Regions from separate parts of the Homo sapiens genome. Here region 2 is linked to region 1. A link is an interaction called in ENCODE POLR2A ChIA-PET data of the cell type or tissue named here. Cell type or tissue: CD4-positive, alpha-beta T cell. All regions are shown on one strand. Links, peaks and the distances in the headings refer to the core of each region. The heading gives the core; the rest is flanking DNA. Region 1 overlaps ETS1 (ETS proto-oncogene 1, transcription factor). Region 2 overlaps FLI1 (Fli-1 proto-oncogene, ETS transcription factor).

What was found. Peaks named below come from ENCODE experiments on the same cell type or tissue, not always from the same donor. Only the 100,000 strongest peaks of a DNase experiment are listed, where the experiment ranks them.
Region 2: POLR2A ChIA-PET joins it to region 1 with 5 read pairs; 4 of 35 experiments call an interaction of 5 or more read pairs at or near these places.

What each region holds. Positions count from the first base shown.
Region 1 is chr11:128,542,632-128,548,008 of GRCh38, reverse strand. The region is part of intron 3 of ETS1 (ETS proto-oncogene 1, transcription factor); the gene reads left to right. Among named protein-coding and RNA genes, the nearest start is that of ETS1-AS1, 19 kb to the right of the region's middle. In CD4-positive, alpha-beta T cell, for the core only: no CTCF peak of the experiment used is centred there; a DNase peak (open chromatin) is centred at 3,108; H3K4me3 peaks cover 456 bases.
Region 2 is chr11:128,713,767-128,719,143 of GRCh38, reverse strand. All of the region lies in intron 1 of FLI1 (Fli-1 proto-oncogene, ETS transcription factor), which reads right to left. Among named protein-coding and RNA genes, the nearest start is that of SENCR, 20 kb to the right of the region's middle. RefSeq lists enhancers at 1-166, 685-1,204, 1,873-1,972, 2,913-3,072, 3,012-3,537. In CD4-positive, alpha-beta T cell, for the core only: no CTCF peak of the experiment used is centred there; DNase peaks (open chromatin) are centred at 183, 1,573, 2,003, 2,653 and 1 weaker place; H3K4me3 peaks cover 2,225 bases; H3K27ac peaks cover 3,722 bases.

The DNA.
Region 1 (5,377 bases), core at 74-5,073:
CTGAAGAGCATAAATAGCTCATGGGACAGAGGTCATCAGTCAAACATGAAATGTAGTTGCACTCTGAGAAAAATCACCTTCCCACTGAAGCATGGGGCAACCTTGGCTGTCCCCAAAGCTGCCAGTGTGAGTGGCCCCTCAGCTTTCAGTCCAGACCCTGCCCCACATCTTGATCTAGTCAGTTGGCCACACCCTCCCCATCATCCCTATTTTTTAAAAATAGGGATACGCTTCTCCCACTCCATTCCTGGACATCCTAGTTAGATTCCTCATGACCTTTGAAGAATTGTTTGCCTCTTTCAAACTTTCTTGCTATTTAAGAAAACAGGACTTTGGGATCTCTGTTAGGTGGGATTAAAAAAAAAAACCAAAAAAACAAAGCCACCAATTTTCAAAGTTGTGTCATCAGTCTTTTCCATACCTCCTGAGACTTGCTGAAGTAGTGCCTGAGAGGCAGAAATACCAGTGATTTAAGTAGCTACAGAGTTCCAGTTGCCTTTGCCATTTTTACTGGCTATCTTACATACCTCATACATTTTTAAAACATCAATCTTGACAACTTTCTGCCATGTCTTAGACCTGCTGTTTCTCATGGAGCAGGGGTTCTTGCCCAGGAGAGTTTCAGGAAAGTGTGATCCTGCTGAAATTTTGTGCAGAAATTTTTCTAAGGATCTGTAGCTTTCCTCTGATTCTCAAAGTTGTCTGAGACTCCCAAAGAGGTTAAAAACTACTGTTCCAAGGGAAAGGTACATTTGTACCTTCCTGCGGCACTTAGCACATTGTACTTCTAGAGTACGCAGTGCACATTTTGTTGAACTGGGATGAATTCTCTGGTATAAACTTCCTTCCTATAAATCCCTTCTCCCTGCTCTGGTCAGTCCCAAGGGAGTGTATTTAAATCTGGAAGTTGTTTCCATTCCATTGTCTCTGAGACAGAAGCATTGCAGCCTTGCCCAAAGTCTAGCCAGATCTCTCCTTTTTCTTTAACATATTTCTTTATTTCATGCTCCTCAGGATGATCTCTGCAAACACCCCAGGAAAACTGTGGACCTGGGACCTCCCTAAAGTGAGCTGGAGGTAGGGATGGGGAGCTTCAGTCTGTGTCAAAGCACCACAGAAAAGTCACACTATGATCTGCGTCTCATGGCCTTTCTAGTGCACAGTAGATTTTCCCCAGCATCCTTATGTCATATAGGGAAGAAAAGATGTAGAAATAGTGCCCCTAAAGGGGATAGGGGTGCAGAAATTCAGAGCTAACACCTTCCCCCCTGCAAACAATGTACACTTGGCTCTTCGTATCCATGGGTTCTGCATTCATGGATTCAACCAACTTCAGAGCAAAAAAAAAATTTTTTTTAAAGAATATTTGCATCCGTACTGAACATGTACTGACTTTTTCTTGTCATTATTCCCTAAACAATACAGTATAACAACTATTTACATATCATTCACATTGTATTAAGTATTATAAGTAAATTTGAGATGACTTAAAGTGTATGGGAGGACGTGCATAGGTTATTTGCAAATACTACACCATTTTATATCAGGGACTTGAGCGTATATGAATTTTGGTATCTTAGGCAAGGGGTTTTCCTGGAACCAATCCCTCATGGCCAAGAGACTGTATACAGGAATGACTATGGCAGAAAAACTCCTGGATGCTACAGACTCTTTCAGTGCACTGCCTCTGAACCAAGGTCATTCTTTTGGAGTCTTAGCCCTCATTTCTGATCATTAGCTTCTGTTGGAACCATTGACTGTTAACATCTACTGCTACAAACTCACTTAGACAAGAGGAGGCCATTTTCAGACTTCTCCAGTCTAGACAGATTACCCAACCCAAGTCAACTACTTTGAACTTCCCAGCAATGTCTTAGCATTTTCATCTTTGGTCAATATATCAGGTGGATATTCTTAGCTGAGCAGGGCTTAGAGCTTGCGTCCTGGTGAATGTTCACTGGTTGAATTTTGGGTTTTATAATGAAAGTGGCTAGCTCCTTGAGACAGAAATGCCTGTGGGCTGTTCCTGGAGAGTTGAATACAGATTAGAAATAACAGAAAGTTGTTGTGCTCACTTCAACCATACCTGAAATATTTGGACATCTCATCAATACTTTGGGCTTTAAAAACTCTGAATTTAAAGTTTCTGAACAATAAAACCAACCACCATGATGCCACATTTTCTTGAATTGTAATCTTTTGTTGTGTTTTTAACATGGTTTAGATCCCTCGGAACTTCCTGTTAGATATCTGTGCATATTTCTATGTTGCTTCTTAACTGATCAATTGTAAATTAAAATAGAGATGAAAAATAGTTCATAGCCCATTCTTTTCTAATTCTAGTAATCTTATTCCAGAAAGTCCAAAAGAAGGCCTGTTCTTCTAGAGCTGCTTGAGAGGTACAGTGGTTACCATTCATTAAATGCCTTCTGTATGCCGAGGATTGCACATATGTGGTCTTTTGCTTTTACAATATTCCTGTGAGGGTGATACTATTCCCATTTTACAGATGAGATAAATAAGACTCAGAGAGGTCAACTTACCTCCCCAAAGAAGCCTAACTAATTCTGGGAGGCAGGTTGGTAATTAAATGTAAATATTCCTCCAAAGTGCATGTTCTTAACCACCATACACATTTTGCCTGCCCAAACATTTGTTCACATCTTCATTGCTGTGACAATTGCCCACCTCCGGGATAAGAATCGATAAACTTTCCCAGCTTTCCCACAAAGCAGAGACCCATGAAAATTCCACAGGGATGTAAAAGGGAAAACAAGACACTGTTACCTGATTTCTTTTATATCTTCTCTGTGGTTTCTTGGAGTCCCATATTGGTCATTTAAGGGCACAAGGAAGCCTGATAATTTGCAAAGCTCCTCCAGAGAATGGTTTTTCCTTTGTTGGGCATTCAGTTAGGGTCTAGAGGGTTTGCTTACCTCTTCACCTAAGCATCATACTCCCTTTGTCCCCTTACACTGCCCCCCCCACCCCCAACCAGCCAGCTCCGTGAGCAGACAGAGTCACTGAGCAAGACTAAACCCTAAGAAGTTTCTGAAAGGTTATACCCTTGAAGCTACCCACAGTGTACACAGCACGTGCTGAAGTTTACACAGACTTCCCAGACCTCTGAATAGAGAGACTAATTGTGGGGAAGCTGCTTTTCAGCACACAGGATGGGCTGTTCCCTGTGGGTTTTACTATCAAAAGGCTTTTAAAAGTGCAGTGTAGCCATTGTTGAATATTTCACAATGAATTAAATACCATTTCTCTCCTCGCAGCTGTTCCGTGTGAGTGAGTGTAGAGTGCATTTTTTTTTTCCTTTTCCTGGCAGAAGACGTCTGCTGTATAAACCTAAGCACTGGGGTAATGAGATTATTTGTGTGCGAATTCTTTAGGAAAAGCATTTCTTTATTTTAAACTCAATGTGATGCAGAGCTGCTGCTCTGGAGACGGGGAGAGGGAGAGCCTTGGAAAAGAATGGAATTGCAATGTCTTTGAGCAGAACTGGGAGAAGGCAGGGGTGAGGGGCTCAGGGATTAGGCTTGTAGCTTCAGTACATTTATCCACATTTCCCTACATTTCCCTAGGGCTGCCTGCATCTCTCAGCCCTACTAACTGGGCTACAGAAGAGGGAAATTCCATATATATATATATATATATATATATATTAGTAAACAATTAATCACTTTTTCATCTGCCCTTTCAAAATTCCTTTCTGATCTCACAGGTTTTTAAAGCAGTTGAAGAAACAGTTTGCTCTATGCCTATTTTTATCTCAAAGAGCTTTTAATATAATTTAAATTATAAAGTATACAAGGAACTGACTTTCTTATGACATTTAGGGCAGTTTCCATAATTTGGACATACTCAGCTTTAATAGTACCATACCATTAATTGCTAGAACATGTATCCACACATCTCTTGCTTGACTTTTCCTCTTCAGAGTTTTCATTTATCTTTCATAGACATTGAGCTTCAGGTGAGCAGTGAGTTGGAATTAAGTATAAAATTAATTAAGATTAAATACAAGTGTAGACTTAACTCTTCCTAAAATGTCATCAGGGAGTCAACAGCTGTTTTTTAGATCCACTGAAGACTAAGAACACAATGAGATTAAATGGAAAAACAGGGATTTAGATTAGTGAGGGGAAAATATGACTCTGAAATCCATTATTAGAGTTTATAAATTACCTCTCCTCTCAAATATCTTTCAGGATATTTCAGAAGGAGTATGAGTAATTTTTTTATTATTATCCTTCTGGTTCGATCACGTAAGATAAAATTTTCACAACCTTTTAAGGGAACTTAAGGAACTTAAGGGAATGCTTTAGGAAATTATTGAGTGGGAAAGAGCAGGCCAGATGTGAAAGGAGAGACGTTGAGTGTGAGAGTAATCTTTTAATTCTGCTGCAGTGAGAGAGACAAAAAGGAGGCATGAGCTGGGCATGCTGATATGAAAACTCAACCAGTAGATTTTTGGGGCTAAGGAGGGAAGGTCTGAAATGTACTTCTGCACCTCCCCCATAGTTACTGGTCACTTACTTTTCTCATTTTCCAAACTTCCCAATGTCTATGTCAGAATGGGCAGGTAGAGAGTGATCATTTTTCCCTGTGTTTAACAGAAGGGAAAGTTCTGCTGCAAAGATGGGGGAGAGAATCTATGCTGTTCTGGTAGCTTTGAAATGCATAATCTTTTCGCTCTTCCTGGCTATGAACTAGTACTTTTCTATGTGCATATATATCACATTCAGTTTATTTTGAAAAATAAATTATTATAAAAAAATACCTCTTTAAATAATTTTTTTTTTTTTTTTTGAGACAGAGTTTCGCTCTTGTTGCCAGGACTGGAGTGCAATGGCACGATCTGGGCTCACTGCAACTTCCGCCTCCAGGGTTCAAGCAATTCTCCTGTCTCAGCCTCCCGAGTAGCTGGGATTACCCGAGTAGCTGGGATTACAGTCGCTTGCCACCATGCCCGGCTAATTTTTGTATTTTTTTAGTAGAGACGGGTTTTCACCATGTTAGCCAGGCTGGTCCTGAACTCCTGACCTCAGGTAATCCACCCATCTCGGCCTCCCAAAGTGCTGGGATTACAGGTGTGAGCCACCACGCTGGGCCTAAAGAAAATTTATAAATCAAAGAATAATAGGGAGGAAAGGCATTTTGGTGTCATCACTTAAGGGTTAATACATGGAGGGTGTGTTCCATGGGTATTTTTTGTGACAAGTGTTCACCTGAGTCACACACAGATACCTCAGACTTAAAACTGAGCTCACTGCTTTCTCTTGACTCTGTAACCTGTAACTCTGTAGCTAGTGGAGGGGTTGTTGCTGTCTTTATCTTCTCTCTTGTTTTGATGAAGGTCACTATCAGCTAC
Region 2 (5,377 bases), core at 75-5,074, 170 kb before region 1:
ACTGCAATCCAGGCAGGCCACTGTGGGTGTAGTGAGTCCCAAAGCTCCGTAATTACAGGGTTCAACTCTGCCTCCAGAATAACCATGACAAAATTTGTGGAAATGTTCACAACAGCTCTTTACTTCCAGGTTCTGAGATCAGAAACGGAAGTTTCAAAATACCGAAAGTTCGTTTATGTTGAACATAGTGCTTAGGCTAAAAGCAGGAAGTCCAAGAAAGCCTGATCTCATGAGATTTTTTCAGCCCAATTTGGATCCACATCTGCACTTCTGGATTTTCCACTGAGTCTAACCTCAGCTGCTCTGCTGGTCTCACCGAGTCTGCACCTCCAGCATGGGGCACAGATAAATAACACAGTCGACTGCTATTCACTAAGATTTACCCAGGGATTGGCCTCTTGAAAAGTAGTGAGCTTGGACAGGCAGTAGAAAGGAACAATTGAAATTTGAAAAATAGGCATTTCTTTTCATAAAGCTAAAAAAACCCAAACCAAAACAAACAAAACTCTAAACAATAACTCATCCAAATAATGGTCTTGCTGTTGTCTCCAGGTGCAGGAAACAAGTGAAAAAGAATCTTACCACCTACTCCTTCCCGCCCCAGTCCTGGTTTCTCCATTGGTCAGTATCCGGCCAGCAGAGGGGAGGAGAAGGCAGTGGCACTTAGTGGTGTGCCTTGGGCTGCCAGCTCTGGGGGAGCCTCTGAATGTTGGGGAGACTCATTCCCGTATCCCCACTCCCATAGCTTGAGGCACTTTGGAAAGCAAGTTTCTCATGTTGCAGATGAGGAAACTAAGGTTAGGAGAAGTGGAAGGATTTGCTCAGACCACACACATCTAGTGACGGCAGGAGCTGGGATTAGAACCCAAATCCACAAAGATGTGGCCTCTTTTTTGAATCATAATAGCTGCCCTGCCTACCTCTCAGCATTTGAATGGATTAACGGACATGATAGGGTTTGCAAATGACAAACATAAAGTAAGTGTTAGTTGCTGTATCTTGACATATTCCAGGTAGTGGCTCAGTTAGTCTTGCTGGTGCTGTATTTAATTTGGGTCCCATTCCAAGTGTAGAGTTTTCTGGGGATGCCATTATCTATGAGGCTTCTCTGCCAGGAGGGCTCAGAGGCCCCCAAGGGAACACTCCCTATACACACAACATCCCCAGCAACACCTTAGAGATCCTTTTGGGAACATCTGGAGGACTTCTGGATCACAAAGATCTACAGTGCACTGTGGTGTGAGCTCCTCTATTCAGGGACTAGAACTCATTCTTTTGAAGCACAATTTCAAATCAGCCACACCCAACTGCAACAGTCCAGGAGAGGTAGTAGACCACATCTTAGAGCCACCCCTTTTCAACTTCAGGCACCCAGGCATGCAGGGGTTACTGACTTGCTTTGTAAACCTGTTCAAACTAGGTGCAAAGTGGATGTAGCATGACACATTTAGCAGATGTATGGCCTGGAGTGAATGATTTAACTTCTCTGAGCCTCAGTTTCCTCATCAGAATGTGGTAATTGCAATATATACTCCTGGGTTGGCAAGGGAAGTAAAGGGGATGTTTATAAACCGCCTGGCATGCACACAAACAAAGGCACTTCCTGCCTGCCCTGCAGTCCCAAACTGCCCTTTGGGGTAGACCCTCAGCACCTACATGCCTTAGAAACAGCATCCCTGGGCTCCAGAAGGACCTCCAGAATCTGGAAGAGCAAGTCCTTAAATCTTGCCATATACTATTTCGTTTTCAAGGAATTTCTTACAGGTAGCAAGTATGAAATAAATGTCACACGATAGCAAAACCATCATGCGTGTGCTTTTCTATTAGTGAGGTCCTCCTGGGAATCTCCTCTCTCCTTACACAGGTCCAGTGAGGCCTCCTTAGCCCCATCACAGGTGTGCATTCTTGGCTGGGTGCTCTGGGTTGTGATGCACTTGGAGCAGGGGTGAGGAGGGTAATCTCCCCATCGCTTGAAGCTGAAGTGGGAGGAAGCAAGGCCTTTCATGTGGCAGGGTCAGGCATTCTCCCCAGAGCAGCGTGTGCCCCGGAAGCCAAGCCGGTAGGACCAAGCAGAAGCCGCCACTGCTTCCTCCCTACCTTGGAAAATTACACAGCATGCCACTTTGCCTGCTGGCTGCCAGGCAGATGCCCTGCTGCTTTCTGAAGCTGTCCTACCTCCTTAGGATGAAAACAGCAATGTGCCCATGCCCACAGTGACGAGCATGCCCTGCCTTCTTCCTCCTCCCTGCACTGGAAAAAGTACAGGGTCTGTAAACAAGTCATTAGATTCAAGATCCTGCCCAATTTAGACTCTTTGTCTCAGTTTTCTCCAGAGTAAACTGGCGGTCACACCCACTCAAACCAAGCAAAGCCCAGAAGGAATGCAGAGCCCTGTGGCCAGGCTCACCGCAGCTGACCCTGAGATGCCCAGAGCTCCAGCCCTCCTGGACTGGGAGAGGAGAGTGGGAAGCCCAGAGCACTCCATTCCATCAGGAGCAGAGCAGCGGCTCTGATGGGCACACGGCTAAGATCCCAGTGTCTAGGTTCAAGTCCCCAAAGCAGCTTTTACTTTTGGAACTAGCTCTCCAAACTATCAAAAATCAAAAATCCACCTCCTTTGAAGTCTGGCAAGAAAACCCCCACGATCAGCTTCTCTTTATTCCTGTACTTCCCGTACAGGCAGGCTTCTAGAAAACAGAGGTTGGAGAAAATGAAAGTCAATGCCAAATACTAACCAGACAGAAGAATAACTGCTTTTCCCCACAGCACCCCCACCCCCAGCTCTGGCATTATGGGCTGGGGAACTGGGCCCCTCTCCTGCTGCTGAGGATCTGTTTATTTTGCACTCCATAAAGGGAAACCAGGCCCTTTTCTGACATTTTGGCTTGGAGGGGGTGGGGAGAGAAGGAGGTCCAGAATTTAAACTCAAAACCAGATCAACTTCTCTAAATCTCCTGGTGCTTTTGCTATGATTCCTAAATGGGCTGCATTGTATGAATCAGGCTTTTTACTCCCCCAGCCAATGTGCCTCCATTTCTAACAGTCTGGCTCCTAACCCTACCAATGCCATAAACTGCCATGACCCCTTATTGACTTCTAACCATGCAAATGCTTCCCCAGATGAAATTAAGGACAGGCATACTCACAGGCAGCTTGGCAGCTCTCCCTGCCTCTCCTGCAGGGAAATCTGTGCCTACATCACAAACCTTGCTCTCCTTAGTGGATGGTGGCTTCCTTTAAACAATACAACAGGGAATTTCCTTTGTCCTGGAAATGTTCCACTTGTCATTAATGTTATCCTTATCAGCAGACCACAATGCAACCAGGAGAGGCCCCAGCATGCTCAGGACTCGTGGGGTATCATTGCAAAATGTTTTCTTCATTTTTTTTCCTCTGCCTTGAATTCAAAGCATGACCTTTACGGGTGGAATTCAATCAGGTCATCTCTCAGATTCCCCAGTGGGAAAATAAAAGTGGCACAAGCAAAGCCTATTGTTTCCATTGCAAGAAGGTAGAAATGCTGTTTTCTCTCTAGATCATCCAACTAAATGAGGTGGGATGGGGGATACGGAGATAATAAAATGACCCTTACAAATTGAGATCTTATTAATAAAATATAGCCTCGGTCCTGGTAGTCCCATGGAAGTTGCACAGCAGGGGCTCTGCAAATGTCATTGACTCCTCAACTTTTTCAGTCCTTCACCATGGCTTTCACTATTTTTAATGCAATTCATTTCTATTTGGACAAGTTTGAGAATAAATTTTTGTTTTCTTTAAACAACAGGCAAGCAATACGTTAGGAAAAGGGGTGGAGGCATGTGGGAACACCAGAAGGCCAGAGGAATTGCAAAAATAAACTTCTGCTAATGGTAACACTCTTGTCTTCCAGGGCAGGAATAATTAATTGTATATGTTTAATCACTTAGCAACCCTGAGCTCTTATTCTGAAAATCTCAAAATATTTCACATATGCAGTGAGTAAAGTCTTTGGTATCAGACAGAACCTGCTAGCTGCACAACTTTTGGCAAGTCACTTGAGTTTCGTATGTCTTGGTTCTTCTCACTGGGTGCGTGCGAGTCATGATAGATGGATTCCTTGGGGCTGTGGTGGAAGTCAAGTGCTAAAATGCCTTCAAGGGCCGGGTGCGGTAGCTCACCCCTGTCATCCCAGCACTTTGGGAGGCTGAGGCTGGCGGATGACGAGGTCAAGAGATTGAGACCATTCCGGCCAACATGGTGAAACCCCGTCTCTACTAAAAATACAAAAATTAGCTGGGCGTGGTGGTGCGTGCCTGTAGTCCAAGCTACACGGAAGGCTGAGGCAGGAGAATTGCTTGAACCTGGGAGGCGGAGGTTGCTGTGAGCTGAGATTACACCACTGCACTCCAGCCTGGTGACAGAGCAAGACTCTGTCAAAAAAAAAAAAAAAAAAAGGTCCTTCAAGTGTTTAGCACAGTGCTGGGCTCATCAGTAACTACTCAGTAACCATCATCATCATCATCATTATTGTTATTGGCATTACTGATATCTCCTGCCAAAGTTGTTTAAAGTAATAATGAGGTAAAGGGAACAGCCATTCCAGAAAAGATCTTAAAAGCCAATCCCAGTTATCAACCTCTGTAGACTCTCTAGAATCTTAGACCAGAGGGTTTCCTCAGAAATTCTAACAAACACCAGATATAGACAGCATGCCTGTTTAGTAGGTGTTTCTTTTTTTGGTCTTGCAAAATGCTTTTACCACCATCTTTATTACAACATCACTTCGAGGTAAAATTATCATTGGAAGAATCTCCCTGTTCTGCAGTTGAGGAAACTGCAGCATGAGAAGGCCCACATCTTTGATGGAGATCAGGATAGCAGTTTATGTCGGCGCCAGCCAGCGCATCTTCCAGAGCTCTATTTGCCAAAGAGTTGCCGTTTTTTTTTTTTTTTTTTTTTCTGGCCAGTGAAGAGTTATATCAAGTTGAAACCCAGAGCTTTCATAGCTGAGATTTCTAAAGGTGGAATTCAGCCTCCTAGAATCTTCTTGACTTTGAAATTTCTGGATGCATTGCATAGTAAAGGCATATTAACCTATAGATATGTACTCTATGCACTCAGTAAAACATTAGTCTGATAATGCCTTCTAAGGTAATTGTCCTCTCACAGTATTCTTCATTACACTCTACTTGCCTTTACTGAAGAAGAGAGTGGCTAAGAAAATGGCTTATGGCCACACAGATAATGCCTGGGGGGACTATGGTTAGGATGACTAAGCTCAAGGTACTTAATTTAGCAATGCCCCGGGTGGCCATTTCATTCATTCACTCATCCAGTAAAGACTTATTGGAAGGCCTGTTCTCTTTCATACTGACTCCGAGGCTTATCTTTCAGGGTT